Regions from separate parts of the Homo sapiens genome. Here all the other regions are linked to region 1. The links are chromatin loops, found by intact Hi-C in ENCODE. Cell type or tissue: chondrocyte. All regions are shown on one strand. Links, peaks and the distances in the headings refer to the core of each region. The heading gives the core; the rest is flanking DNA.

Region 1 (10,568 bases), core at 2,031-7,030:
TTCTTTGAAGTCATAGTAAAAACATCTGAAAAATTGCAAAAATCAACCCAAGTCATGTTTTTGAATCATTTTGTTAAATATGTGCTTTATTTAAAAGCTCAGCTAATAAAGCAAGATACACTTCATGTATAGACTTAATTGTAGAAAATTTTTTTTCCACTTTTTATCAGGGCTTACAGATATGTTGTAGGAATCTTATCCCAATGAATAGATTCCTCTTGCTATGTTTCAAAACATATCTAACATACACTGAATAATTTTCCTACTTCTTTTCAAAAATAGTTTATCCTTTGTGAAAGCAATTTTAACAAAATTTATTTAAAGAGAAAAAAATAAAAGTTCAGCATTCATAAACACTACATGCTTTTGTTAAAATACTAAAAAAATGCAACGTATTCATTCCTCACTCTTTATCTTAAAATACTGACTTTCTGATCCTAGCAAAACATAATTTTAGTAACTCGTCAAGGCAGAATACATAAAATTGGCATATTTTTGATATGCACACAAATTGAGAAAGCATCTTTTCCAACTGTGTTGCAGAAAATGAAATGCATCTGGTATGACAATATGGCCCAACACGTGAACCAGAATCAGTGGGAAGAAAGGGATATTTTTTTTTCCTTATTCTCAAAACAGAACATTTGAAATAATGCACATCCCCCAACAGCAAGGCATTATTAAGTCTGTTAATACATATTGCAAAGTGTGTTTGGCTAATGAAAACACAATAGCAAGAGGACCAGCAGGCACATGGAAAGTAGCCTGGTTTGTTCACTTTTACTCATATATACCCGTGACTCCCAAATCTCTTTCCCCAGCCGTCCAAACTGATTTTTTTTTCTTTGCTTTTGCTTAACATCTCCACCCACTGTCAGAGTACGTGCACATATGTTGTTGGGGCCTCGTGCTGGGCTAGGGAGGTGGAGACGTGGAGAGTGTGTTGGAGAACATGGCTTATGCCAGGATCAAGCAGAGAACAAGAGAAAAAATTAAACAATTTGCCTATTTTTGCAATACATTTTATTTCTGCCTTGAAAGAAAAGTCTTTTCATCTAGGCACTCTAAAGATGTATTAAATACTTTTATTGTGTTTCTTTCTTGAGTACTGTGCTTGTGAACTGTGAATAAAGCTGAAATCTGTATGTGCTACACACCCCTTTCCCATGCCCAGGTCACTTTGGAGATGAGCTGCTGAGAGAGTAAGGAAAGATCTCTGAGATATTCAGGAAGCTTGGAAGAGTGCTGCAAAGCTAAGCTGACTCCTGAGCAGCTGAATGCATCCCCTTCCAGGTTCCAATTCCATTTTTTCCTCTTTCCCATTCAGAGGTGAGCCGGGCTCCTTTGAGATGGGCAGAGAGGTATTTCCAGGACTGAGAAATCCTCTCTTTTACATTGGTCAGAGAGTGCTGCTGAAAGCCATTATTTGTGACTCATTACAGAGAAATCTCTCCACTTCCCAGAGAACAAGGCCCCATGAGCAGCAGACGCTAGGGACCAAAAATGGTATCTCTTTCTGGGACTGTGTCTGGCATTGGGCAAGTCCCTCAGGGTTTACCATTCTGTCTGCCTATATCCCATCTTTCTCTTATTTTTTGAAAGATATTTTAGCTTTTCTATTTCTCTTATGTCTATGTCGAAATGCTGATTCTCTATAATGAAAAGCTTCTTCAGAGTTATAGATCATGATAATCTCATTCGTGACAAAATATACATGCAACAATACATCACAGAACAAATTACAAATTATGATAGCTAATCCATCATAGAATTGATTGTATATAGGGATGGGGAAAAATCTCCAGAATATACGTAAACTTGCAAGGCTCTACTTTCATCAGTAAGACCAAAGACATCTAAAAAATGGAACAAGTTCTAAAAGTTGTCAAAGGTAGCTGTCATAATGGAAAAAGATTCTGGAGACTGACTTGAGTACAAAACTTCTCTCTGTCATCTACTAACTACGTGACCCTGGAAAGCTTATTTAACCTATGTGAGCATTGGTTTACGAATCTGTAAAGTGACAATCACATAGGTCTGCTGTGAGGGTTAAACTATGTAGGGCTATAAAATGCCCAGCATATGGTGAAGGCATACATAATAGTGTTAATTTAGTATCTTCTCCAGAATAAGTTTATATCTTTTGTATACAAAATTCATACTTACATAGTAGTGTTTTTTTTAATAAAGATTGACAGTTTCTGAAAACTTTTTGGCAAAAAGGAACATAAAAAATTCAGAGTTATCTATTTTTGCTTTAAAAATATCTTGGTTCAGTGAACTGTAATGTGATTTAATAAGTTAACATTCACGGTAATATGATATATACCTTTCAAAATAATTCAATTATTATTTGTTATTCTATTATCCTTGATAGTGAAAGAAAAAAATGTAAAGTTCCCCAACTCTGAAATTCTTCTACATTAGGATTATGTACACGCTCAAAAATAAATACTTCCTTTAATATATAGTATTCATCTATACTGAATTTAAAACATTCTTCTAAAACCATTTATCACTTTACTTTTAAAACCAAAAACAGGGGCTCTATCCAGTTCACTTTCAAGATGACAGGAAAGGTAAATGTATTTGGTCTTTTTGTCACTATTATCTCTACTTACTCTTCTGAGAATAAAATATTTTTCTGGATCATCAGGTGTTTGCTTACAGCAAGCAATTTTGTTTATTAAGGAACAAAACATATTCATATTCTGCTTTACTTTCTGGAGCTACACTAAGAAATCAGTCCATGAACTATAAAAACTTCCAACTGAAAGCCTATCTATTCCCGTATCTTACCCTTCAAACACAGCCTGTTTCTTTGTAGCTGAGCTTTTAATCTACTAATAACTAAAGTTTTAATGCAAGTGTCATTCATCTAACATAATTAATCAGAGTCAAAACAATGAGAAAGTGTAAGTAAACTAAGATATATTGGGAGAAAAATGTTCTTTAGGTCTCTGGCAGAGTGAAACTTCCAAAATATTTTCTAGAATTAAAATGATTTGATAAACATTTACAAAAAGAGCAGTGCCTCTTCGAAATTGAGGGAGTAAAAACGGCTATTCAGTGGGACACATTGTGGGTCCCACACATAAAATTTCTAGTAAAAGCACTTTTACAAACCTTGACTCTTGTCTGAGCAATCAACATGATGTATAAAGCAGCATACTTTAAAAAGCAAGTGCTTCAGGTGACTATTAAAACTTCACAAGGCTCATAGGAACATATGCATTTGACTAACTGGGAGGAGACGCTCCCGCTGTCCACTTGAAGGGCGGTGATCCAATTGCAGCAGGAAGGTTTAAGAAAGGGGTGCCGGATGCAGGCCTGAGATGATGCTTTCCCTGGCACAGGACCTCACATGTGCCATAATTTACCTCTCCACGTTTCTATTTCTTCCCGCCAGCCATTTGCTTCCAATGGTACCTCTCCACACCACCACACGTGATCGTAATTGTTTTTAAGTTATTGGGTTAGTTTTTTCTTTTGCCAAGATGAGATTTGGCTGGACATCTCCTTTCAGGAGAACTCTAAAAAGTACCCACTTTAGGTCTAACTTTTCATTGACTACTCAGAAAGCTTCTGGTGACAGGTATCATTTCTACCAAAAGTAAAGTCCGGGTGCAAGTCAGAACTCTTTCATCTTTGCTAAACCAGAGCGAGATGTTTTCTTTCGACTGTTTCATCTACTTAGAATTAATAGCATTTCTCCTCCCGCCTCCCGGCCCCCGCCCCCCGCTCCCCGGGTGGTGAACGCCTGAAGAGGGAGGCGTGGTCCCGCGCACCTTGTCTCCGGCCGCGCCACCGGCACTCACCTGGCTGCTGCCGTGCTCCTCGCCCGTCTCCGGGGCCCGAGACTCCGCGGGACTCCGCGCCGGCTCTGCGGGAGGAGGCGGCGGCTCCAGCAGCTGCTCCAGGCAGGCGGTGCCCGGCAGAGAGGAGCTCTTCTGGTGGCACAAGTGCGCCCCGGGGCCCTGACGCCGTGCACCCTCATCTCGGGCGCGGTCCCCCCTCGGGGGAGGCTGGGGCGAGGAGGACAGGGAGGATGAGGCGGAGGAAGAGGAAGGAGCTGAGTCGGGGGAGCGTCCGCCAGGAGGCGTCCCTCCCGCTGCTCCCGAGGCCGCCGCGGGCCCCTTTACGGCGGGGAGCAAATGCTCGCGGATCCGGCGGCGTAGCGTGGACCCCTGCTCGGCTCTGCCGGCGCCGCCGGGCTCCAGGGGCTCCGGCGACGAGCAGCACAGGTTGGGCTGCGAGGAGGAGAAGACTCGGTCCAGCACTTGCTTCCGCTTCTTGAAGCCGCTCCACCTGCTGCCTGCACCACTCCCCCTGGCCGGTGCATTCCCTGTGCCCACCGGGGGTGGCGGGGAGGGCGACGGGGTGTCCGCAGTGCGGCGCTCTGGACCCCCAGCGCGCCCGCCCCCGCCGCCCTTGCTCCTGCCCACCCCCAGCTGCAGGTTCTTCCAGAGCCGGGCCTGGAAGGAGGAGGACGCCGCCGGCGGCTCTGGCTCGCCCGCCGCGGCAGCCCGGGGCTCCATCCTCCACCCCCTGCTCCTCCTCTCCCCTCCTCCTCCTCCTCCTCCTCCTGCTTCTCCTCCCTCTTCGGCTGCACCTCCTCCCGGGTCCCCGCGGCGCTGGCGGTGGCGGCGGCGGCGGCGGCGGGCGCAGCAGCAGAAACCGGGAGTGCCCAGCGACTTCAGGCCAGCTCGGGGGAAAGAAGCGGCCGCCGCCGCCGAGGCTCTCTGGCCTCGGGACTCCGGCGCTGCCTCTTCCTCCCGCACCTGCTGGGGTGGGCTGGAGCCGTAACCGAATCCCGGCCGCGGCGCCTGCAAAGTTTTTCCCTCGAAGCTCCGCGGCTCCAGTCCACTGGCGTCCCCCAGGCCGCGCCCTGGCTCCCTCTTCTCTCTGACCGAGCTCGGGAAGCTGCACGCACCGGGGCGTGCGCGTCCAGCTGCGCCAGGGACCGCACCCGGCGCCCTCTGGGCAGCACCTGTCAGCGGCGGGGGCGGCTGCCTCCAAATTGGGCGCGCACGCGGCTCACACAACAAGGCGCGTCTGGCTGGAGACTCCGGGGACCAGCAGTCCCCCTGGGGCGCCCCGGGACCATCCTCCAGCTCCTAGGTGGGAGGGCCGGTAGGAGCCGGGTGGAGCTAGGTAGGGCCCGAAGCCAGCTTGCTCCCTAGGATCCGGCCACAGTTGCCCAGGCAGCTCGCTGTGCGCTGGCCGCTGGCCGCGCTGGCGATCGTCTGGGTCGGATGAAGCGAGCTGGAGTGGAAACTATGTGCCCTCGATGGGTCTCGTGGGGGCGCCGATCGTCCACACTGAGCGATGAACCCGACGGAGTTCTAAAGCTGAAGACGTCTGCCCCCGCCCCGTTGCGCTCCCTGGGTCCAAGACGAGAGTTTAATTTCTTCTGTCTTGACTTCATCCCCATCCACCCCTCCCTTTTCTTTATTTGCCTCTGCACTGGTCTCTTATGATCAGGTTCTAGCATTTCCGGAGTCTGACGATAAAGCCAGCCCTTAAGTTGCAGGGAGTTTACGGTGGACGAAGATGGGTGATGCGCACTGCCTTTGATCCGATTCGGCACGCACAGAATCTTGTTCTTTTCATTCAAGCGCATTTTTTCTTTGGTTACTTCATTTGCTTGTTGCAAGGCAAACGGAAAAGGCTTTTTAGCTCATTCAGACTTTGCTTCTCCCAAAGCTGCTCAGCCAGGGTCTTCTGATTCTGCTAGGAGAGACTTCTGAAAGGCCAGCAACACAATGCCTCTTTCGTCCTCCTAAATGGGGAAAACGGGAGAGTTCCCTAAGCTGCGGTAGCACACTGATCAGTCTTGTCTAGCTAGCAGTATGCTTTGGAGGTGTTACCAACCTAAGTTTTTTGTTTTGTTTTGTTTTTGTTACCTTTATAACAAATATTTATTAAGCACCTACTATATACCAGGCACTGTGATAGGCTCTGGGGATGCAGCTGTGAACAGGGCATCAGGGTCCCACCCACATGGAGCTTATTGTGAGGGTGAGGGTTGGGAGGTGATGCGAGACAATAAACAGAATTTCTAATATGCAAAAGTCCCATGGAAACAGTTAAGCAGGGTACCACATAACAGAGTGGCTACAGAGGAAGAGCTTCCAGACAAAATGCAGGACACCCAATTAAACTGACTTTCAGAGAAACAATGAATAATATTAGTATATGTATGTCCCAAATATTGCATGGGACATACTTATACTAAAATACTATTATTTATCTGAAATTTAAATTTAACTGGGTGTCATGTTTTTGTTTGCTAAATCTGGCAGCCCCATATGGAGAGGTTTTTGGTTTTTTACATTATGTGTACAGGGAGAGTCTCTCTGAGAAGATAAAATTTTGAGTTAAGACTTAATGAGGACAGAGAACCAGCTATTGACGGATCTGACTGTAGAATTTCAGGTAGAAGGAACAGCAGATACAGAGGTCCTGAGGCAGGAAGCAGCTTGACTGGGCATATTCAAGGACAGAACGATACCACTCCAAATAGAGTAGAGCAAGGTGGGTGGGGTTGGTAAGAGATGTAGTGAAACAAAAGGTCAGCTAAGGGAGTGGGTCCTATAGCCAGAGTGAGAGTCCATGTTTCCTCTAAATGAAATTGGGAGACATTAGAGGTCTTTTTTAATCGTGAGGGTAATGTGATGTGATTTACTAATACTAATGCCAGGTATTAATAAATAGCCTCACAGGGCTATTTTGAAGATTAAGTGGAAAAAGGACTTAGCTCAGTGCCTGTATATAGTTGATATTATTGTTATTTGGTAGACCCAGTATTTCCCAAGTATATGAATACTATGCTTTGGAAAAAGAGCAACGTGAATGGAGAAACACTGGGCTGCATTTAAATAATATTATTGAAATGACAAGATTATAGAGATGGATAGTGGTTGCCAGGGGTTAGCGGTGGGGCAAATGTAAAGGATCAGAATAAAGAAGTTTATTTGTTATGATGAGACAAATTTAGATTGTGGTGGTGGTTACATGAATGTGTGTTATACACAGGATAGGACTGCATAGAACTACATACATATATGAATGCACATAAAAACGTGACATCTGAATAAGATAAGTTGTACCAATGGCAATTTCCTGGGTCTTAATATTGAACTATAGTTATGTATGATAATATCATTGGGGGAAATTGGGTGAAGGTCACACAGGAGCTCTATGTAGTATGTTTGCAACTTCCTGTGAGTCCATAATTATTTTAAAATTTAAAGTATAAATAAAAGCAAACAATAATAAAGCATGTTTTTTTGAAAAAATTGTGTGCTGCTGAAAGTTTTCCTTTGGAACCTTAATAATTAGAGAATGAAACAGTCTTAGAGCTACGATGGCCTACCCTTTCTTTGTAGCTCTGTTCTGGCCAACCCCACCTAATTCCTGAGGAAGCCTCTGAGAAGCAAATGAGGGAAAAGTCAGGACTGGTGAGGCAGAGTCCACATTAGGGCAAGCTCACAACTGCAAAGGTAAACACAGAGGCTGTGAAGCACTCTCCACACAGAATAAGAAAAGCCAACCACATTTGCCTTTATGGAGGTACCTCCCCACCGGGTGAAAGCAGAAGGGTTGGCATTTTTCACTGGCTTTTCCTTCCTCTTCACTCCAGTTTCCTTTCTCTGTATTTTATTTCTGTGTTAGTCCTTACTTTTCAAAGTTTCAGGTAAACCTTTTAAAGTTTCAGTTAAAACTCTTCAGCTAAATTATAAATATCATAGCTAAGTCTAACTGTGTAAGCTGGTGGTGGCTTAAGTGTTAACTCTCTCTGGAGTATTTATGAGCTTTATATATGGGAGCTTTATAAAACTGAAAATCTCCATCAAAATAAGTAGAAACCTTCATTAAGGACTTGGCCATTCAAGGTAGTGTTAGTCTTACAAAGCGAGCTACACACCAACTTCAGAGGCTTTCGCTCCAAACCTGCATCAATCCCTTATTAAATCAATATGGAGATCATTTTCAAAAGCCCAAGGCAAACTGTCTTTTCTACACCAATCAAGCTGAAAGCACCAAGACCACAAAAAACTACCTGAATATAAAGCTGCTCTGAAAGCACAAAAAGAAACTGGACTACCCAGAAATCTTATTCTCTAGAGAGAACAAGAGGAAAAATATTTTGTTTCTAGTTTGTTATAATTGTAGACTGGAGATAATGCTACACAATTCAACCTTAAATTCATTTAGTCTTCAATGCATTTAATTGACTTTTTAATATTATTTTTCTCTTCTACCTGTCTTAAAATACTCTGAGATATTGAGTTCTGAAATCTATAATCCCAAATAACACATCCATCATATGAATTCATTTACATATCTTGAAAAAGCATATGTAACTTTTCCTAAATATCTGAAGTGGATTATAAAATGAGACTGTCCTACAGATTGTATATCATATAAAGCTACACTAGATAAGGTCTCTTCTGTCAAATGTCTTATTATATTTAAGAGAAGATATTTATAAGAACCCTACAACACAAGCAGAAAGTGAATGGTACAAATTAATCACTGAGGAAGTGAAGAATTACTTCTGGCTTGACTAACCAAGGAGGACTTCTTGTTGGAGGCATCTGAGCTAAGATCTAGTGCAGGTGGCAGGGTATAACAAGAAGATGGATTGCCACCAGCAAGGAAAAGCAAAATTCATGCCATATACCAAGACTTTAATAAATGTTAGCTATTCTTTTTATTATTTTCATTAATACAATTTACTGTCTCGAATATTGATATTTATTGCTTAGATTAATATTAAATATGCTTCAAACATTGATATTCAGGAGGTTGAAGTGATGTATAAGCCACTTATACAATATTTATACAATGTATAATTATACAATGTATAATATTTGAGCAGAAACCCAAAGGAAGTGAGAGAAGCAGCCAAATAGTGAATCTGAAGAAACATTTTTCCAGGAACAGGAAACATGAAGTGCAAAGAGGCTGAGCAGGAACATTCTCAGCTTCAACAATGGCAAGGAGGGCAAAGTAGCTGAAAGAAAGAGAGCAAGAGGGGAATAAGAGGAGAAAATATTGCAGAGAAGCTCAGGGCCAGATGATACAGGATTCTGTAGGCGACAGTAAAGACTTTGGACTTGGCTAAAATGGAAAGCCATTAGAGGGCTTTGAGTAGAGTTTTTTAATAATCAAATTGCATTTTAAAAGGCTCATTGTGGCCTCTTTGTTGACAATAGAGTAGAGAGGTATGGATGAGAACAGAGTTTAGATAGGAGCCCATTCTGGGAACAGAGTTTGGATAGGAGCCGTACAAAAGGGACAATGATGGCTTCCACTCAGGTGGTAGGCAAGAAGTGGTGACCACAGTGACATTCTAGATACAGGACATTTTGAAGACAGAACTGACAGCTGGGCATGGTGGCTCTTGCCTGTAGTCCCAGCTACTTGAGAGGCTGAGGAGGGATGATCACTTGATCCCAGGAATTTGAGGCTGCAGTGACCTATGACTGTGTGACTGTACTCCACATGGGTGATAGAGCAAGACCCCGTCTCAGAAATAAACAAATACATAAAATTAAAGATAGAGCTGAGAGGATTTACCATAGTTTGGACATGGGGTACTCAAGTACTATGTTAAACTGTTTGCATTATTTATCATACATAGCTCTCATTGCAACCCCATTTCATAGATGAAGAAACCAACCCTGAGGCATATGAAGAGACTTGCAAGGTCACTCATTGAGTAATTAGCAGATCCAACAATAGAAGCCAGGTCCATGGGCTTCCAAAGCCACATGGCTTCTTTAATTTTAAAATATATGCATAAATAGAATAAATAATGGAAAGAAGCCTCAAAAGATGAACTGATCCATGCCCTTGCCCTAGGTGAGCAATAAGATGACCTTGGACAGAACCAAAACTTACACTCAATGAGATCAAGGATGTAAATGCAAGCACGAAAACAACATTTCTGGAACTAATTGAGTTAAAGGCCAATTAAACGGCACTTCAGGAGCCCCACTGTCAGTGCAGTCTTGGCTGCTGTCCCAGCTCCCAGCACTAGGTCAGATATCTTCAGGCCCTCATGTTCTCTCCCAGTCTCTGAAATGGGATAATAATATTTGTCCACCTGACCCATCTCACAAGGACCCAATTCAAAGACAAATGTAAGCAGCATTTTTAATGAGTAAAGCCTGTCCAAAAGAGTGGCATTATCATCACTTTGTAACCAAAAACAAGAAAAGCTACCAGACTGATTCGTTCCATCTTACATGGAAAAACCCTGCCTGTGGGGAATGAAGCATTTTGAACCATTCAAAACCAAGAACTCAGTCATCACAATTCACCATATTGAGTTGACTGCTAACTATACGATTAACTCAAGAGAATGAATTCCTATTCTGGTTATAAACTAGTTTTTGTCATTTCTTTCTTGAAAGATATCCCAGCAGAGCTCTCAAATTCAGTTGAATGTTTAAGTAACTTCAAAGGAGATATTTCTATTTATTCTGTTTAACCTAAGCCATATCACATTTTCTTTTAAATCAAAGTGTTTTTTGAAATTCTTGAGTTCTAGTTCT
Region 2 (10,568 bases), core at 2,311-7,310, 160 kb after region 1:
AGGAGTTCGGGTTACAATGAGCTGTCATTGCACCACTGCATGCCAGCCTGGATGACAGAGCAAGACCTGGTCTCTAAAAAAGTCTTTTAACAAAGGTTAAGGTTAACCTTTGTTTGGCTTGAAGACCAGAAAATTAGACACTACAAGATTGAAGACAGCTAATTTAAGAAACATCCACAGCAGAGACTGGCACAAGTTCTTTGAAAAGTGTCTCAGAGGTGCTGACAAGTCCTTTCAAGATTCAAGATCAACAAGAAGCTATTGACTGGCTTCTCGGTCTAGCTGTGAGGCTTGAATATGGAGATAATGCTGAAAAATACAAGGACTTAGTACCTGATTATGCAAAAACTGCTGACAATGCAACTAAAAATGCAGAACCATTGATCAATTTGGATGTAAATAATCCTGATGTTAAGGCTGGTGTGAAGGCTAACCTGCTTCAGATTCAATGTCATGACGATTACCTGGTAATGCCTAAGGCAATTCGAATTTTGGTTCAGGAGCACCTGACAGGATGCAGTTGCTAAGGCAAATCAAACAGAGGGTTTGCCTGTTGCTTTAGACAAAATATTATTGGTTTTGATGCAGGAGATGCAGTTCTTAATGAAGCTGCTCAAATTCTGCAATTACTGCATATAGAAGAGCTCAGAGAGCTACAGACAAAAATTAATGAAGCCATAGTAGCTGTTCAGACAATTATTACTGATCCAAGGACAGACCACAGACTGGGAAAAGTTGGAAGATGAACACTTTAGGACTTCAGCTTCTCACCTATTTAGTACAACTGGGAACCATGTCCACTTCTGGCATGTTTGAAAATCAAACGTCACATTTTGCGGGGAGGAATCCCAGAAAAGTGACTATGTTCTAGTGCTTTTTTCTTTAATAAAGTTTAGGAAAGTAGGGGAAAAAAAAGAGCAGAGCTGCTGCAGGCCAGGGCCACCTTCACTCGGGATACCTCTGTGGTTACCAGATGTCAATCATGGAAAATGTGAGAGAGAAGAGAAGAGCAATACTGAAAAAGTTTCCCCGTGCCACACCTACTCGCAGGTGTCTTGGCAGGGAATCCAGGAGCAAATGCCTTCAAAACGCCAAGGTAATTCCGTCTCCACCACCATCCTCATTAGTAAATTGAAACCCGAGACGATGGCTTTTATGTCACCTCACTTGCCAAGATACAATTAAAACCTGTCAAGACAGGTTGTCAAAATGATACCAGCGGCTAAAACATACAAAGAGCCTCGGCTTCCATAGCCACCATTCCTGACGGCCAAGCACCAGAAACAGCAGCCGAGGAACCTCAAACTTTACATGCGCATTTTTCAAAATTAAAACTATGCATCTGGCCGGGCGCGATGGCTCACCCCTGTAATTCCAGCACTTTGGGAGGCCAAGGCGGGCAGATCACGAGATCAAGAGATGGAGACCATCCTGGCCAGCATAGTGAAACCCCGCCTGTACTAAAAATACAAAAATTAGCCGGCCGTGGTGGCGGGCGCCTGTAGTCCCAGCTACTCGGGAGGCTGAAGCAGGAGAATGGCTTGAACCCGGGAGGTGGAGGTTGCAGTGAGCAGAGATCGTGCCACTCTCCTCCAGCCTGGCGACAGAGTGAGACTCTGTATCTAAATAAATAAATAAATATAAATAAAACTATGTCTGCAAATTAAAAAAAAAAGGTTAAATAGGCAATCTTCCCATTTAGAAACATTTACAAATTCAAGTTTAATGGTCAACTAAACTTATATTGAACTTAAAAGCTACAGTGTTTTCTGACACTTTTCTAGTGAATTGCTGGGATTTGGGCACTGATCTCTAGATCCGACAAAGACATGCACTGAACCCCTCCACTGTGCCTCCTCCTCAGAAGGATCATCCTCTGAGCTTCTGCTAAGTAATGTCCTAAGCCTACTTAGTTCTTACACAGCAAGAGTCTTGGCCATCAGGAAATAAAGCTGTCTTTTAACAAGGGTTTGGCAGGGGCAGCACTTACCAGTCACTCCCTAGATAGCTCTTACTGCTGACGCTTGTTTAGTAGACAGTGATTTATAAGAAAAGAAAAAGTGTTTGGTCAATGAAGCAAATGCATAGACTCAAATAATATCATCCAACTTTGAAAACACTACCACAGTAGAAAGTTAATAATTACCCAGTACAGAGATATGTCAAATTCAACTTTGTATCTTTAGCACCCAACACATTGAAATAGAAGTAGAAGCCAATGAATGAATGAACGATTTTTGAGCACCTATATTATGTAAACTGTGTTTTAGAATATCCAAACATAATCCTTGCTACTTACAGTTGAGAAGAAACAACATAAGTGAAAAGCTAAACACAGGAAAAGTAAAAGTTAAGACAATGTTAAATGAGATGATGTATCAATAGGCAGAAATAATAAATACAGTAATCGTCATTTATGAATGCTTACCAACCACTAGTGCTGAAGATACTCAATGCACCCAGCTCTGCAGGGTGGATCTTATTTATCCCTATCTTAAAGATTAGGACATATAAAATCATGGAGATTAATTTGCCCAAAATCACACAGCTAGAAAGTGTCTGACTCTAAAGCTCAAATTGTTTTGATCAATTCATGATGTTTCCATCTCACAATTCTGTCTATTGAAAACTAATTCTACCACAGAAATTTTTAAAAGGGAAAGACCACATTGACTTGGGTGGCTGGGAAACAGGCTGTGAATGTATTGGGATTTGAACAATTTGGAATATCTAAGAAACAAAAGTCTTTCTATCAGAGTGGAGGCAGAATTGATTTTTAGTGTCACTAATTAGAAATCACATAACATTAAGAAGAAATTAGTTTGAGAGTTCTACCTGTAGGTGTAAAGTTAGTAGAAAAACAGTATTTCTTGGAACTAATTTTTGGTTTCTAATATGAAACTTAGAATCTTAGACTCAGTCTCCAAAGAAATAATAGCATATGGTCTGTCTTAAGCTCTTTTTCAAATATGATTACAAAAATGAAAATATCTTCTGTTTATCAGCAAATGAAAGGCCACTAATTCTTTTTACATTCACACTTGGTCAAAGCCCTATCTAAGTTCTTGAGAGCCTGCTAGCAGTAATAGTTTCCAAGAATTCAAAATCTTGGAAAAGTTCATTCAACAGATTTTTTTTAACACAAGACATTGGTTTTGGGACATAAGTGTAGTGGCAAAACTGGCCTAGGATAGAGCTACATCCTCATTTCTGTATGTCATCCATGACCAAGGAAGGCGGACCCTGGCTGCCTTCACCACTAATCCCTCACTGCAGCTCTCTGCCTTGTGCCCTGCTATGTCTGTAGATCTTCACTCAGCTTTCCTTCACTGTTTTGTAATTTTCTCCCTTATAATTGCTCTCGGTGTGTACTTTAATTTGATTAAATCAGCATAAACACTTAAAAACATAAAAACAACCAATAGCCCTCATCATCCTAGTGAGGTCTCTAGCTATAATTTAAATGTCTGACTTTTGTGTTTTGAGGAAAAGGAAAGAATAAGCTCTATCTCATCACCTATCTGTATACATCTAATAGAAATGCTCATACACCTATTGAAATAGAAGATTTGGGATCTAAAATGTGAATGTCATCTAAGATAGATTCATACTGCTGAGATTTTAACTGTAAGTTCTGTAATTAATATATTATGGCAAATCATGTCCATTATGTCCGGGAAAAGCTTATGCAAAGAAAAAGAGTTATACAAACCTTTATTTTACTTATTCTTTACATCTCTCAAGGAGATTGCTATTTCAAAAATGCTTTCAAATTTTAATAAACTACCAACAGAATCCAACTTCTGGGTGTTACCAGGAAAATTAATCCCCAGCTGAAAGCAAATCTTGTAATAAAAGGATAAGTAGTAATTCATTCTTTATGGCTTTAATTTCAGAATTTCAATTACTGATATGCCCTTCCAGAGATATTACATGGGCATACTTAATGTTTCCTTGGTTTTCAGAGGGATGTTAATATTGTATCAGTGATAAAAGAGTAAATGCTCTCATTTATTTGTTATACAGTAAAGGTGGGCACTGAAGGCTGGATTCTCAATTGTAAAGCTATCTCTTGATTATCTGGGGATTTACTGGCCCCCTTAACTATGACTATTAATTAATACTTCCACCAGAGACAGGGAAAGGAAGATGAAAACCAAAGCAGATTAGATTTCTAAATAGCTTGACAAATCTATGATTTGTTATTTGTCAGCAATGCTAATAAAAGATACTTAATGAGAAAGAATGACCCATTTGTTCATTTAGCCAACTATTTATTGAGCACTTACTATATTCCAGGCATTGTTATCAGCCATGAACAATGCAAAATTCTTGCTTTCATGGAGCTTAACTTTTAGTGGAGGAGATAGAACACAAATTAGTGTGCGTCAGATGGTGATGAGAATTTTGGAGAAAAATTAAGTAGGGTAAGAGAATAGGAAGTTTCAAATAAGGAGAAAGAGTTCTATTTTTTAAGGTGGTGTATAAATGTAAATCTGAATGAGATTAGGGCAGGAGCCAATGGATATTCTGAGGAAGAGTATTCCAGATAGAGAAAATAATTGGCTAAAATGAGGGAGTCTACGTATCCAGTGGGTGGGCTTATTTGTCTGAGATCCAACAGCTGTTAACCAACAGCACAGGTGATTGGGAATCATGATTAGACTAAGAACACGAATAGAAACCAACTCCATCTTCTTCAGTGTTGAGGTACTCAACAGTCAATCAAGATATGCCTCATATCTATGTGAAAAATATCACTCTGTGTCAAAAATAATGAGAGAATTCAGAGGACAAAGATCAGAATTTAGCTATTAGACTGTAACTAATATAACTATTGGAAAATTAACTTACATTTCCCATTCCTTGGTTTCATCATCTAAGTCAGGTTTTCTCAGTGTCGGCACTATTGGTATTTCAGCTGGATCATTCTTTGTTGTGAGTCTCTCCTGTGCATTGTAAGATGTTTAGCAGCATCTCTAGTGTCTACCCACTAGATGCCAGTAACACCTCTCAGTTGTGACAACCAAAATTGTCTCCAGATGTTATCAAACGTCCCCCAGGGGCAAGCAGGTGGGAGGGGGGTAACTGCCCCCAGTTGAAAGCTATTAGCCTAAAAATAATGATTTCACAGAACTTGTATTTTCTAATAATTAGCCCAAACACTTTTTCCAAAGAGCAAGAGAGGCATGTATATGGAGTGTATGTCCAGCATGACTTAATTAATTTCCAATGATAAACATCACAAACTAAATTATATGCATATAATTTTGTCTGAAAACATCAGAGCAATTATTACTTTAACTGTCTGTACCATACATTGTAAGACAGTCTGAATATTTTCAATAACAAACATTGTTCTTGCCAATCTAACAGTTTTACCTATTCTAAAAGGGAATTTGAAGCCAACATCTTATCATGAGCAAGTCACATGCAGAAAACACACACAGAAACCACTCACAAGTCCCCATCCCTCATCCTACCTCTTCCCAGTCCCATACCTCATTTAATTCAGATTGGATTCCCCTCTCTCCTCAAACCCTCGGCCACTCTACAGTGACTTCTCAACTGATGATATATGATTCCAACCCTTTTATCCACTTCTATTCTTAAAAATCTTTCATTCTCTGTTATTTAATACTTCTATGGTGCATCATCTTGATAGGTCCCGTAGGTACCTTCCTGTACCTCTATTACTTCTGCTTTTGCCCCACATGAGTAATTCAAGGCCTCTTTAAATGCCCCCTAAAAAAAAAATCCACTCACACAGACTCATTGGTAGCAATGGGGACTTTATGGAAGATTTTGCCTGAGACAAATGCAACCTAAAGTCCCCCTTGGCACATTCCCCAGGTTCTTTGGGGGCTTTTCTCCTCCATTCTCCTGCCTCTGACCTTTCTCTCCTCTGCTAGACAATGCAGGTCCTCTCTGCCCCTGCTCCTCTCCCAGCCACATACCGGCACTTAGCAGGAGTCAGCAAACTATCACACTTAGCCACATTTACCCACAGCTAAGAATGGCTTCTATGCATTCTAATAATTAAAGAGTTCTATTTCATAACATGTGAATATTACATAAAGTTTGATTAGACTATAACCGTACTCATTTCTTTACATATCTGTGGCTGCTTTCCCACTGCAATGGAGCATTGAGTGGTTGCAACAGAGACTATATGGCCCACAATGCCTAAAATATTTACTATCTGGCCTTTGACAGACAACGCCTAGCATGAGTAATAATCCCCACCACAAGGGAACTTATCAAAGTATTTCCTCCACACACAACCAGTGAGCCCCAGGCCATGAGAGGAATTCTGCATGGATAACACTACATTTCAGTGTGGCTGTGGTTAGCTCCCAGCCAGCAGTGCTCCTGTCACTGTGTGTTTGTATTTTAGGGTATGTAGAGGGGGTGTTAACAGTAGCTGGACTGAACTCAAGCTCAGGACAGGAACCCAGAGTGTACTTACCTTGCCTCTGGCACCTCCCACATCACCCCACAAATACTTGCTAGACACACTGAGTCTCGTCACCTCAAAAAACTGCAGACTTTTTCAATACTAATTTTTTATGTTTAAATTAACTTATTTAAATGAAACAAAACATTTTTTCCCATAGATTTCATTCACTTTCAAGTAATCTGTACGAAGAAGTTGAGAATAATAAAAAATGGACAGAAAACCAATTTCTCAAATATAGAAAAGACCACCTGGGCCATATAAATGAATGTCTGAAGGTCCTACAGGAGAAACTGGTGAGGAGTTCTGTTATTTTGTGAAGCAAGCACCTGCATAGTCCTTGTTAGCAGTGAGTAAAGGTCTGGGAATTTGTACTTCAACATTTATGGTAATCTTCACTGCTTCAGTAACTTTTTTTTTTTTAAACACCACAATAGGAGTCCAGAGGCCTGTCTTCTGGTCCTGTTTGCTACTCCCCAACTCTGCAAACCTGTGTTTCTCAGAGTGTGCTCTACCTGTACCAAAAGAATCTGAAGAGGTTTTTTTTTTTAAAAAAAAAAAAATAGATTGCCACCCCAGACCCAGAGAGTCTGACTCTCTTGGGGCCTCCCCTGGGAATCAGTGGTTAAAGGCACACTCCCTGAGTGATGTGCAGACAAGTCATTTGACTTTTCTGAAGATCTCTTAGTAGATTAAAAGTTTTCAAAACTCTTTTTTTCAGATCAGACCATGTAAAGACAGCCCCAAGCTTTGGGGTGAGGCTACCAAGGTTTATGAGAAATATACTTATTTCAGGGGTCCCCTCTCCCACTGCAACCAGCACACCTTACCCAATGGGAAGGGCAGCACAGCGCCATCACTGTGGTCAATGGCTGCCAGTCCTGCAGGTGACTAAAGTAAGATGTTTTGAGAACTTAGGTAGAGAGACTTTAGGCAGAGGCAGCTCAGGAAATAATGTCCCCAGCTCCAGCCTGAGTTTGTAAACAGCTGATAGAGTTACAAAGGAGCCAAGAGTTGGAGATAAACATAAAGCTTTATCACTGGTAAGGCTATCGAAGTATGTGTGGTAAGACTGCAGCTGCCGAGTGGGACTGCTAGCTCTTCACTCCTGAATTAGGCAGATTCCTTTACCAGTTATACGCAGCACTAGGTAACCGTGGGGTCATTGTGCAGGCAGAAACCTCCCACCATAAGGAACACAGAGACTGGAATCCACCAACACTTATTCCTGAGGCAGATGGGGCCAAAGAGAGGAGAACCAAAAGGGTCATACCTGCCATGCCCAGTTCCTGCTCCCAGATTCCCTGTGGAGAAGTGAGGAGAAAAGCAGCTGATTATCCTAAGGCTGACTCTGCAGTCCCTACCTTGGTTGTACATTAGAATCACCTGGAGAGTGCTTAAATCCTATCAGTTCTTGAGCTCCATCACAGACCAATTAAATCAGAATTCCTGGGGCTGGGGTATGGTCCAGGTGATGTTACTAAACGACTGGAATGGCGAGTCACTATTCTAGCCGAAGTCTGTCCACGTGGAGGTATGAAATTGAGGGAGTATGTCCAAGAAACTCAGGAAAAGCAGTATCTAAAATGTCTTTGAATATTAGACTTAAATGCCAAATTCTCAAGGCATTTGGGCCACGCTACAGCCCTTTTCTTTTATTCCATTACATGTTGAATTCCAGAAACTACAAATGAACAGGGCCAAAGGGATTAACTCTTATACTTATGAACACAGTTTTAGATACAAAGGAACTTGGTTTGAATTTTCATGCTTAACATAGAAAAATGAATGTTAAAAATATTTTCTCTAAGCTGAAAGATAAATCCATGTACATTTCTGAAGTTTTATCCCATAATCTCTTTTACAGGAAAAGTCTGAAAATAAAATGGAAGAAAAACTGCTGCAGCTTTCAAGCAAAGTAGAGAATTTCATTAACACACAGAAACAGGAAACACAACTAAGTAAAGTAAAGCATATGGAAAATAAATTGTCCAAAAAGATGGAACAAATGGAAAAGCAGATCTGGGGTGAATTAGAGACAATGCAGAATGAATATCAATCAGGTGAGCAGATACCTTTTATTAAGTAAAGAATATCTGTCCTTTCCTGTTCAATCCCTCAGTCTTCCACTTTGAGCTAATGGCCAGGGATCAATCTTGTCATTAGTGACATCGTTATGTATTTATTCCACTTTTCTAAATATCCTATAGAATATGAGTATTATACTGGAAGGCATATAAATAAATTAACTTTCTTCACTTGGCAATGTCACAGGCCTGCCATTGGTGTGAATTTTTTTTTTTTTTTTTTTTTACTAAGATCATGGAATTTTTACTAATTCATGGAATTGTCAGACTTGGAAAATCCTTGGACATACCCAAGACGTGACTTGTGGGTATGTTATGAAATTAAGAGCCTAAATCAAATGCCCTTCTCATTGAACTACAAGTAATGAGCTTGGACAGATGTCAGACTGGAGACCTGACCTTTAGAAGTGAGAAAGAGGGATGAATTAGCAGAGTCCAGTATAATGACTGCTTTTATTTTGAAGAGGCTAATGGCAGCAGTGTCAAGCTGAGCTAACATCAAAGAGGATTAATTTGAAAGGCTCATCTAATTTCTCAAAGGGAAGGACATGGAATAGGTGCTGTGGTGCAGCCATCTGCCTTGAGTCATAATTCTGAGGGAATTACCAGGACTCAGAAGAGTTTCTTTCCTAGAGAAAGTCCCAAGTAATTTTTTTTCTTTTGTCTTCTAGATCTCAGAAAAATTCATGTGTAAATTCTACCAAATTTGGTCCTGTATAGAGATACCTTGGAGGTGCCTTGGGAGGACATGAGGGTCTCAATCTGCCAGATGTTCCTGGCATATAAGTAGAATTTGCTGCCTGGAAATTCAACCCTCACAATATACCCCTCCCACCGTCATATCAAAATAATGAATTATCTGGCCAGGAATCATGTCCCAAACTTAACTGGCCCTTCTTTTAAAGGCTCTGCTTTCTGTTTAACTATCAGAGGTTTAATTTTACTTATTCCATTAGTAAAACTTCAGGGTGAACTGAAAAGGAATTTACCACCTGCAAGTTCTTTCATTTTACTAATGAGGAGGAGTTCTAAAAAGGGGGAACTTCAAATTAATGGTTTGCTGCTTTATGCCTTTAATAAAAATGTGTTGAGAAACGACTCTGTGAAAGGCCCCAGTGAATAACAAATGGGTTGTGCCCTAAGGCCTTGAGGTTTGATAGGTCTGTGGTCAGGAGTGACTAGACATGCATAAGAGAGATACAAAGTGCTAGGAGGGAGGAGGGCAGCAGGGGGCCGCTGTTAGGTCCCTCAAATAGGCTACTTTCAGAGAAGATTTAAAATCTCATCTGTGATCTTTACCTTCAATTTGGTAACAAGACTGAAAAAAAATCACACAAGTCTCTCATCAAAGCATTCAGAAAGAATAAAATATTTTAAATTTCTCTCTTGCAATATAGAATTATGCAATATATTTGAGGAGGAGAAAAATAAATTTCACAATGAAACCAGATAACTAGATATAAGTTGAAACACTATTGTGAATGGATCTTCATGACATACAAGAAATATATTATGTACAATTTTAGGCTGGTCTTCATAGAATTTAATGCGCTTGGAATTAAATGATAATCAATTATGGCAGGACTGCCGATTAGCAACTTTTTTAAAAAAAAGCTCTAATGCATTGTTTAAGTGTACCTATTCTTTTACCCTCTTACAGGATTTAAATCAATTCATGACTCTCTCAGCTCCCTCCAACAAATACAGAAAACAAAGATGGATTTAGAGAAATATAAAGTACAGAAAGACCTAAAGAAATTACAGCGCAAGATAGTGGAACTCCAGGAAGTATAAACCTTTTCAGTCATCTTCTTTTTCATCAGCCAATGGAGTGATTTGTTGGAAAAAGTTCTGAAGAAGAAAGTTACTATCTCTGGGATGTTTACTGCTTCTAATGTCTCCTTTTAAGGAGACGAATGTACCAGAAAAATAATAAAGCAAAGAAGCTTCGGATGTCTTGAATTTATTAATGAAAAAACTAAGAAATTTCTTTATATAGCTGCCTTTATGTATATATATACCTA
Region 3 (10,568 bases), core at 2,722-7,721, 200 kb after region 1:
AGACTCCATTAAAAATTATGCAAAGCACTTTACACAGAGGATATCCAAAGGCTCAATAAGCATACGAAAAGTTGTTTGATGTCATTAGATATCAGGTAAACACAAGTTAAAATCACTACAATATATTATTACCTACATATTCACCAAAATAGGGGAAAAACATGACAATCTAGCAATATCAGCACCTGGAATGCTCATGCACTGCTGGTGCAAGTGTAAAGTGGTATAACCATTTTAGATAACTCTTTGGCAGGATCTACTAAATTAACCATACATATACCCTATGTCCCACCAAAAAGCATGACCAAGAATGGTCACAGCAGCATTATTCATGCTAGACAAAACCTGGAAACACCCAAATGCCCATCAACAGTAAAATGAATAAATATTATCGTATGTCCATAAAATGAAATGAAAAAAATTATGGTACATGAAACCACCAAATGAATCTCACAGACATCCTGTTGAGTGAAAGTAACCAGATACAAAAGAGTACTACTCCATTGATATGAAGTTCAAAAACAGGAAAAACTAAATAGAGGTCAGAATAGAGGATTTCCTTGTTTTGGGGTGGGGGGAGTCAAGCAAGAAGATCAACTGACAGAGGCCTAGGGGAAGCAGTTGGGTTGCTAGAACTGTTCTGTATCTTGATATGGGAGGTGTTAAACAGGTATGTCATATATAGAGTAGTACTTTTAAGATTTTTACACTTTATTCCTTGTGAATTATATCATAATATAAAAGAAAACACACACATACACACACACATGCAGTCTCTTAAGACTTTACTTATTGATATGGTTTGGCTGTGTCCCCACCCAAATCTCATCTTGAATTCCCATGTGTTATGGGAGGGATCTGGTAGAAGGTAACTGAATCATGAGGGGAGGTCTTTCCTGTGCTGTTCTCATGATAGCGAATAAGTCTCACAAGATCTGATAGTTTTAAAAAGGGGAGTTTCCCTGCACAAGCTCTCTCTCTTGTCTGCCGCCATGTGAGACACGCCTTCCTCCTTCCATCATGATTGTAAGGCCTCCCCAGCCACAGAGAACTGTAAGTCCATTAAACCTCTTTCTTCTGTAAATTGCCCAGTCTCAGGTGTCTTTATCAGCAGTGTGAAAATAGACTAATACACTTATGATATAATTTATCCTTCAATTTTTCCCTTTTAGTTTGACAATGTATTTCTCCCTTTGATAATGAATATGAAATCAACAACATCTAGTTGTTGATTAAGTATCTAAGGTCAGCTAGATGTTCTGAGGTCAACTAGATGTTGATCTTAAATCCTAAATCTCATACAGAAAACTTACTCTAAGAAAGGGGAAAAAAGAATTACAGTAAAAGGGAGGCTTAGTTTTCATAATCCAGTAATTTTATGCCAGATAATTTTTTCAAATTATCTAAAGCAGGGATATAAAAAAGCTGATATAATAAAAGATCAGAATAAAAAACAAATTATAGTAAGATAATAAGCGTCTATAAATCTATATCAAAAAGCCCTTTTGATACTTTCTCTGGGGCACAGAGGAAATATAATAAATTGTATAAAATAATTATGTGCTTCCTTGTATTTTAATATCAATAAGAACAAAGCACACAGTGATCATTGTGCATTTGTCACTGTGGATAACCAGAGCCACCTGAAAGAGCAGATGATCTGTTGATTCAAGCATCAATCCTGAAAATAATTATTTCTAAAAGCACTAAATACAGGTTATCTGTAAAGTAGCTAGGGAGAAACTATACATATCTCCTGTAAAAGCAGAGTTAAACACCATTATGATACCCTTATTATAAAATGTCTATAACATATCAACCCATATAAAAGACAGTATTTTCATCACCGTTTTAAAGTGAGAAAATTTAGAATCAATAACTTAAAAAGCTTTAAATCATCATTGTAGCAGATCCAAAACTAGTGTTAAACTTCCTTAGTTCCTCTAACCACAATACCTTTTAGATCTTGAAACTGAGAGATAACATGGTGAGAGTGACAGCAAGCCAAATAAAAATGGAGCATAGCCCTGACATTAACTAATATTATGAAGTGTTTTAATTGAGGACTCAAGTAAGAAAGGAGAAAACTTACCTGCCAAGCTGGAACAGAGGTTGAGTTGGACATGACTGTTTTTTGTAGTTCTTCAAGTACAGCATCTGGGAGTGGCTTTTGTGACTCCAGGAGTGGTTTACACTGAACTTGTCTCAAAAGTAAGATAACGGCTGGCTGATCAGGGTTACTTTTTAAATTCTAGAAATCAAATCCCAAAGAGGAACACATCAAATAGGTTCTTAAGTGTTAAAAGTAAAAAGCATTATTCTCCAAGTTGGGAAAATAAAATTCTGAAGGTTTATACCTTTTCTTATTAAAGAGAAAACAACTGCAAATAATTAAATAAACAAAACAATGAACAGCCTGTAAATATCAAACTTTACATTAAAATAACCTTTAAAATCAGTAATGCTATTACTGTAGTCTACATGTATTTCCCTTTGACTTAGTTTACTCTTAAGTGATATCCTGAAAAATTTAGGTTCTAAATGTAAGTAAATAGTTGAACTAAGAAAATATAAATATAAAATTAAGTGGGAATGCTATCACTATTCCATACTGGAATAAACTATACTATGTAAGAAGAAAAGAGGCATACATTTTTTTCTTTCTTAACCTCTTAACAAAGGTATTCACTCTACATGTCTTTCTTCTAGGCACAGCCTTTTCAAGTACTGCGAGTAAGAAAAATGACCTATTTTCCCCATTTCCTTAAGCTACTGTTTCTATCTTAAAATACTTACCTACATACATACATAAATGTATTGTATATACTTATATTCTCTGTATGTGTATATATTTTTATATATATGAAGAATTTCTGTAAACAAGTCCTCCCACTATTGTTTCAAATATTTCTTTATTGCTTGTCCCTCAATAGCATACTTTTCTATTTTTTACTCATTAGATCTTAAATGTATTTCTAAAATTTATTTGATTGCTTTCTTCTAAGTAAGAGATTGCAACAACAAACCGACAAGGAAAGGTTCATTAGGCATCACTTATTCTATCAGAGGGCACATAGCAACTGTCAATTTATGCTTAGTAAACACTTACTGTGTAATACCCTGTCCTGAACTTAGATGGAATTCCTTAAATAAAAGAAAAAATGTATCACTCTGCTTTTCATAGAATTTAAGAACCAAAGAAATCTTCAAAAGTCCATTCTTCTTTCTCTGTAAAATGTATACTGATCTTTCCAAAAAAATTACACAACCTCCATGGTAAGCAATTATGAAATACGATGTTTTCAGGAAAAGTCACGTTCAAAACTCTCTTTAACCATTACATTATTTCTAAGTGAGCTTTGGAAACTAATTCATTCTTTCAGTAAATATTTATTGAGCCCCTACTATGTTCTAGGCAAGGTAATACACATTTATTCACAGAGCCTGCAAGCATAGAGCCCTCCAATCCTGGCATGTAAAAACAGACTACTGAGTAGATTCCAGTCACCCACTCAACAATCTCCACAGTCATTCTATGTGATCCAGAACTTTGGAAAACTGAAGGGATACTGGAAAATATAGCATTAAGAAGGAACCAATCAGAAATCAAAGGAAAATACTGCCTCTCTAATGACACCCAAATAAAAAATTTTTTAAAGACCTATAATAAGAGCTTGAGTCCTAGAGTCAGACAAATGTGAGTTCAAATCACAACTCTATCCATTCCTAATTGTAAGCTCCTGTGCACATTACTTATCCTCTTTAAGTCTTAGTTTTTCTTATCTGTAAAAATGAGGATAATAATAAATACCTATATATAAGATTGTTGTGAAGTTCAAATACAAAATGCTAAATGCAGTGACTGGTTTGTGGCAAGTACAGTAATCAATAAATTTTAGTTGTTATCATCATAATTGTCATCACCACCACTACCTGCTCTTTAAACAACATGCATTCCTCTTTTTTTTTTTTTTTTTTTTTTTCCAGACAGGATCTCATTCTGTTGCCCAGGCTGGAGTGTAGTGGTGTGATCATGGCTCACTGCAACGTCAAATTCCTGGGCTCAAGCAATTCTCCTGCCTCAGCCTCTCGAGTAGCAGGAACTACAGGCATGTGTCACCAGGACCGGTTAATTTTTTAATTTTTTGTAGAGACAGCCTCTCGCTATGTTGCCTAGGCTCGTCTCAAACTCGTGGCCTCAAGTGATCCTCCCATCTCAGTCTCCCAAAGTGCCAGGAATACAGGAGTGAGCCACCGCATCTAGCCTCATACATTCCATTTTTGAAGTTATTTTCCCAGTAAGATAAGAATCCATGAGTTTCAATGCACATTCCATAAAATACCTTTGTGCAGAGAGTTTCAGCTTCAGATATTCTTCCTGTGTCTATTAGACCAGTGACAGCTTGTGAGAGAGACCACTTTTCAAGGGACTGGTTGTAATTTTCAAAGAATTTTTCGTCTTTAACTGTAAACAAAAAATGTCAATGTTACTTTCTTCTGCAATTTATAATGTGTTCTTAGAGGAGTAACTGGTTGCTAAAAAATTACCGTTGGGCTTATCATCCATACACAGTTTTTCAAAGTTACATGTGCCACATGTACCATAGACTATCCTGACAAGTGGCAGGTTTCTGAAAAGTTTCATGGCAGGAGTATTTGTGGCTAAATAACTCAAAGCCTCATATAATTGTGACTTCTAAAGAAAAATAAAATAATTTGCTGAAAACATGTAAAGATTTACTATGATATAATTGATGTAAAATAAGCTGCACATTTTCAAACTATACAATCTGATGATATTTGACATGTATATCAGTGAACCATCACCACAACCATGATAATGAACATATTCAGCATTATCAAAATTTTCCTCTTGTCCCTTTGTAACCACTTCTGTCCCCAACCTACTCCATCCTCCCTTAGCCCCTGTCCCCAGTCAGCTCCTAATCTGTTTTCTGTCACATAGGCCAATTTGCATTTCCACAAATTTCATATAAGTGGAATCATATAGTATAAACTCTTTGGCATCTTTCACAGGTGCTAATATGGCAAATTACCTTCATTTTCAAATGGTACATCAATCTTGCATTCCTGGGATAAACCATAATTGATCATAATGTATTATTATCATTTTTATGTATTGCTGGATTTGAATTGGTGAAGTGTTGTTATGAATTTCTCCATCTACCTTCACAAGCAATGTTGTTCTTTGCCTGGTTTGGGTATTAGGGTAATGCTGGCCTCATAGAAGATGTCAGAAGTGTTACTATCTTAGATTTTCTGAAAGAATTTGAGTAGAATGGGTATTATTTTTCCTTAAATATTTGGTAAAATTCACTAGTAAGTGAATTTAAGATAGCTATTCAAGATAGCTGATTAGATGCATTCGGTGCTCGCCTCGTCCATGGAAAGGAACCAAATAGCAAGTAGATAATCACACTTCAGATATATTATCTAAGAAAGCACACTGGACCTCAACAGAAAAGTGACAGGAAACACCAAAAGCAAGGAAGGAGAGGGGAGTGAGGTCGTCTGCTCGGCTGGGATCAGCTGGGAGCCTAGAAAGGCTCCTGAATGCAGGGAAAGGATAGGAAAGAGACCCCTAACAGTTTACATTCCTACCATGGACTCTGATAATTCTAGCCATAAGACAACCTCGTGACCCTTGCAGGCCCTAAAACTAACATAGGGAGTACATAATAATGGCATTGGTCCAAAGTGGGAGCTCACGCTGAGTCCCACAAACCCCTGAGTCCTAAGCAGCTAGAGTGAGGCACTATTTTGAGAGCCCAGCCCTCTACCAGGCTGTGTCTTGCCATGCAGCCCAACAGCCCCTGTATCTCCACAGTCCTAGAGCCCCACTGATATTCCCTGCCCACAGCCACTGCTGCTGGAGCTGAGGTGAGAGCCACTGTCAACCACCATGAGCTGCTGGTAAGGAGCAGCCATGCATATTCAAGTGCCCTGAGAACAAATTCCACTGCCCTGCAGCTACCACTGCATTAGAATACAGCAGAGCTGAGGCATCACTGAAGGCTGCAACCCTATGGCTGCTCACACTGAAAGCAACCCCACCCTACCTAGTAGCAGGGTCACAGTGCAGCAGCTGCTGCTCCCAACAAAGCATTTGCTGGCAGCCCGGCATCACTCTGCCCCTGCCTATCACAGCCAGGGCCCGCATGCACCACCAGGGAGCCTAAGGACAGTCTACCTGGCCTGGCTCCATTCCCCAGAGTACCCAAGCATACCCTCCTGGGGCCTCGGGATTGCCCAGCTCAGACCACCACCATTAGTATTTGAGCACTCCTCTGGGGTCTGAGGTTGGGCCCATCCAATCTGCCGCTAACACCGCAGCTGGCACTCACTTACATGTATCACATTGTTGGCCTGGAGACTGGTGTGCTCAGTCCATTGCAGCCACCACCAATGCCAGTGTGGACTGCTTGGGTCCCAGAGGGTTGGTCCCACTGCCACTACCATCACCCACACCACGTGTGCTGCCCAGGGACTCAAGAACACACCCACCTACCCAGCCGAATTGTGATGGTTAATACTGAGTGTCAACTTGATTGGACTGAAGGATACAAAGTATTAATCCTGGGTGTGTCTGTGTGGGTGTTGCCAAAAGAGAATAACATGTGAGTCAGTGGGCTGAGGAAGGCAGATCCACCCTTAATCTGGTGGGCACAATCTAATCAGCTTCCAGCAAATATAAAGCAAGCAGAAAAACACGAAAAAGCAAGACCGGCCTAGCCTCCCACCCTACATCTTTCTCCCATGCTGGATGCTTCCTGCCCTCAAACATCAGACTTCAAGTTCTTCAGTGTGGGGGCTGGGACTGGCTCTCCTTGCTCCTCAGCTTGCAAACAGCCTGTTGTGGGACCTTGTGATCCTGTAAGTTAATACTTAATGAACTCCCCATATATATATCTCCTATTAGTTCTGTCCCTCTAGGAGAACCCTAATACACCAATGCTGCCATTCCTGGAACCTGGGCAATCCATCTAATAGAGGCACAAGAATGGGCCTGTCTAAACCCACTAACACCAGGACATTGCTCTGGCATCCAAGGACAGGCAAGCTTAGCCAACTGCTGCCACCACTAGGACCCAAAGACTGGCCTATCTGGCATCCCAGGCCCCACCATAACTTCACCAAGCCTCCACTAACAAGTACATCCTAACAAACCAAAGAAATCACAAATATCACTGATGCTGTCTACAGCCAAAGAAATCAGAGACTACATTCAGAATCAAAGCCAAAGTGACCTACCCAAACAACACCATGGATACATCTTCAGGAAAAAGTGCTCCCCTACGAAAGAAAATTCCAAAATTGGAAGTGACTGTTAGACTAGATATGCATATATCAATGTAAGGACAAAGGAAACAAGAAAAAGCAAGGAAATATGACACTTCCAAAGGAACATAATAATTCTACAGCAACAGATCTCAATCAAAAAGAAATTTATGAAATCCTAGGGGAAAAATTCAAAATATTGATAATAAAGCAGCTCAGTAAGATACAAGAGAATACTAAAAACCAGTACAAAGAAATTAGAAAAAGCAATTTAGGACATTAATGAAAAATTTACCAAACAGATGGATATCATAAGAAATAACCAAACAAATTCTAGAAATGAAGAATTCATTGAATGAAATACAAAATATATCTGAAAGCTTCAACAACAGACTAGATCAAGCAGAAGAGCCTCAGAACTTGAAGACAGATCTTTTCAAACAACCTAGTGAGACAAAAATGTAAAAGAATAAGCAAAGCCTACATGACATATGGAACACCATAAAACACCCAAATATTTAAATTTTCAGTGTCCTAGAAGGCAAAAAGAAAACATAATTATTTTGTTTAAAAAAACTATTTAACAAAATAATAGATGAAAATATCCCAATTCTAGCAAGAGATTTAGACATCTGAAAACATGAGGAGGCTTAGAGATGCACAAATATTTACAATTCCAAAAGATGTTCTCCATGGCACACTATAGATAACCCATCAAAAGTCAAAGACAAAGAGAGAATACTAAAAACATAAAGAGAAGAGCATACTACTTATAAATGAACACCCATCAGACTAACAGCAGATCTGTCAGCAGAAATCTTACAGGCCAGTAGAGAATAAGATAATATATCCAAACTGCTGAAAAGAAAAAAACTGTCAGCCAAGGACACTATACCCAGCAAAGTTATTCTTCATAAATGAAGGGAAAATAAAGTTTTCCCAGACAAGTAAAAGTTGAATATCACCACTAGACCAGTCCTACAAGAAATGCTCAATGGAATCTAAACCTAAAAGAGAACAGACAACATTTACCATCATGAAAACACACAAAAGTAAAAACTCACTGGTAAAGCAAACATACAAAAGAGGAAGAGAAAGGACACAAATGGTACCACTACAGAAAAGCACCAAAATACAATAACACACAATAAAGAGAGAAAGAAATAAAGAATATACCAAAAAAAAAATCAACTAATTAAACAACAGAAATAAGGCAACACACATCAATGACAACCTTGAATGTAAATGAATTAAACTTTCCATTGAAAATATATGGATTAGCTGAATGGATTAAAAAAAATTACCCAACATATGCTGCATACAAGAAACTAGTCTCACCTATCACAACACATATAGGCTGGATGTGGTGGCTCACACCTGTAATCCCAATACTTTAGGAGGCCAAAACAGGAGGACTGCTTGAGCCTAGGAGTTTGAGACCAGCCTGAGCAACATAGCAAGACCTCATTTCTAAAATAAAAAAATTAGTTGGGCATAGTGACTTGTACCTATGACTTGGGAGGCGGAGGCAGGAGTATTACTTGAGCCCAGGAGTTTGAGGTCAGTCTGGGCAACACAGCAAGACCTCATCTCTTAAAAAAAAAAACAACTAAAATAATGATAGCAACAATGTATTTGATTATGTGTGCTTACGTGTGTGTGGATGTATACAGACTCGTATGCTTATGTGTAAGCAAAAGAGCAATGACATAAAGGACAATAATTAGGATTGTTTTACTATAAGGACTTGCACTATCCATAAAGCAGTATAGTGTTAGTTGAAAATGGAGTTGGATTAATTCTAAATGTATATTGCAACCAGTAAAAAAGGGCAACCAGTTAAAAAAAAAAAAAAAAAGTAGAAAAGGAAATACAACTGACATGCTAACAAAGAAGAGAAAATAGCATCAAATAAAATGCACAATTAAAACTACAAAACACAGAAAAATAGTTGGACAAAAATGGAAACAAAAAACAAAGGCAACAAATAGAAAATGGTAAAATATATGATAGATACTAAACCAATTATATCAACAATCACTTCAAACACCTATAGTCTAAACATAACCAATGAAAGAAAAGAGATTGTCAATGCGGATAAAAAATAAAAATAGGTAGATTGTTCTTTCTTTTAATCTGAAGAGCATGGCTTCAAAATAACTATGTTATAGGTATTTCTGAATTACCACTTAATAAATTCATTTTATTAAAATATTTCAATCTTATATAATCTAATACCATTAAACAAAAGCCTACTTTTCTTAATTTGCCCTAGTAGTCAAAAGACAGGCAGTAATGATGCTTAACATTTACTAAAAAATGATTAATAACCTAAAATTAATTCAGTGAAAAGCTAATGTCCCAAGACAAAAGTAGGCTAATCTATTTATTAATTTAAGTAGGTTAATCTATGTCACCTTTCAGTGAAGAAATTTATAGATTTACAAAACAATGTTAACTAAATCTGATTAGATTAACAGCTTATTCTGACCAAGATTCCCAGGAGGAATCATGGGACAATTTCAATGCTGGTTTCAGTAAAGGACTCTTTCCAGGTCACCTTTATCCTAAAATGCTGGTAAAGTCTCAAAGTAAGTAAATGCTACAAAACAAAGATTTCAGCTAACAGAACCCATTGGGCTTTTAAGCTATCTGGAAGAGAAAATACATATGCTTATCACACTTCTGTACAAACATTTTACTATGGATTTTTAATGAATATATATATATACATTATTTAAATATATATATTCATTAAATAATGTATATATATATTTAAATAATGTATATATATATTCATAAAAATATACATATATATATATATATTTTTTTTTTTGAGACGGAGTCTCGCTCTGTCACCCAGGCTGGAGAGCGGTGGCGCAATCTCGGCTCATTGCAAGCTCCGCCTCCTGGGTTCACGCCATTCTCCTGCCTCAGCCTCCAGAGTAGCTAGGACTATAGGTGCCCGCCACCACGCTCAGCTAATTTTCTGTATTTTTTAGTAGAGACGGGGTTTCACCATGTTAGCCAGGATGGTCTCGATCTCCTGACCTCGTGATCTGCCCATCTCGGCCTCCCAAAGTGCTGGGATTACAGGCGTGAGCCACCATGCCCGGCCTAATGAATATATTTTTTATAACAACATATGCTGAAGCCGTTTGTATTCTGGATTTAACCATTCAAGAAATCTGAATTAAATCATGTATAAAGATGCTTTTAAAAACTTACTTGAAGCAGAAACAGCAGATAACAGTGCCAAGTATAAATCT

Evidence for each region. Peaks named below come from ENCODE experiments on the same cell type or tissue, not always from the same donor. Only the 100,000 strongest peaks of a DNase experiment are listed, where the experiment ranks them.
Region 2: a loop joins it to region 1, with 2.0 times the contacts of the local background. A loop is called at or near these places in 2 of 110 quality-filtered maps.
Region 3: a loop joins it to region 1, with 2.3 times the contacts of the local background. A loop is called at or near these places in 5 of 110 quality-filtered maps.

The regions. Positions count from the first base shown.
Region 1 is chr5:95,280,038-95,290,605 of GRCh38, forward strand. It overlaps MCTP1 (multiple C2 and transmembrane domain containing 1), which reads right to left and starts at 5,057. Exons shown (of 23, transcript NM_024717.7): 1 at 3,819-5,057. The coding sequence starts at 4,538. RefSeq lists silencers at 4,146-4,265, 4,346-4,405. In chondrocyte, for the core only: CTCF peaks have their summits at 4,079 (motif pointing right), 4,294 (motif pointing left) and 5,313; DNase peaks (open chromatin) are centred at 3,923 and 5,146.
Region 2 is chr5:95,439,945-95,450,512 of GRCh38, forward strand. FAM81B (family with sequence similarity 81 member B) reads left to right here. Exons shown (of 10, transcript NM_152548.3): 8 at 6,618-6,753; 9 at 8,325-8,520; 10 at 10,205-10,497. The coding sequence ends at 10,338. It also overlaps the pseudogene RTRAFP2. Among named protein-coding and RNA genes, the nearest start is that of FAM81B, 54 kb to the left of the region's middle. RefSeq lists an enhancer at 1-771. In chondrocyte, for the core only: no CTCF peak of the experiment used is centred there; no DNase peak of the experiment used is centred there.
Region 3 is chr5:95,480,381-95,490,948 of GRCh38, forward strand. SKIC3 (SKI3 subunit of superkiller complex) reads right to left here. Exons shown (of 43, transcript NM_014639.4): 37 at 10,528-10,568; 38 at 4,344-4,465; 39 at 2,093-2,251. Among named protein-coding and RNA genes, the nearest start is that of SKIC3, 69 kb to the right of the region's middle. RefSeq lists enhancers at 5,692-6,310, 6,311-6,927. In chondrocyte, for the core only: no CTCF peak of the experiment used is centred there; no DNase peak of the experiment used is centred there.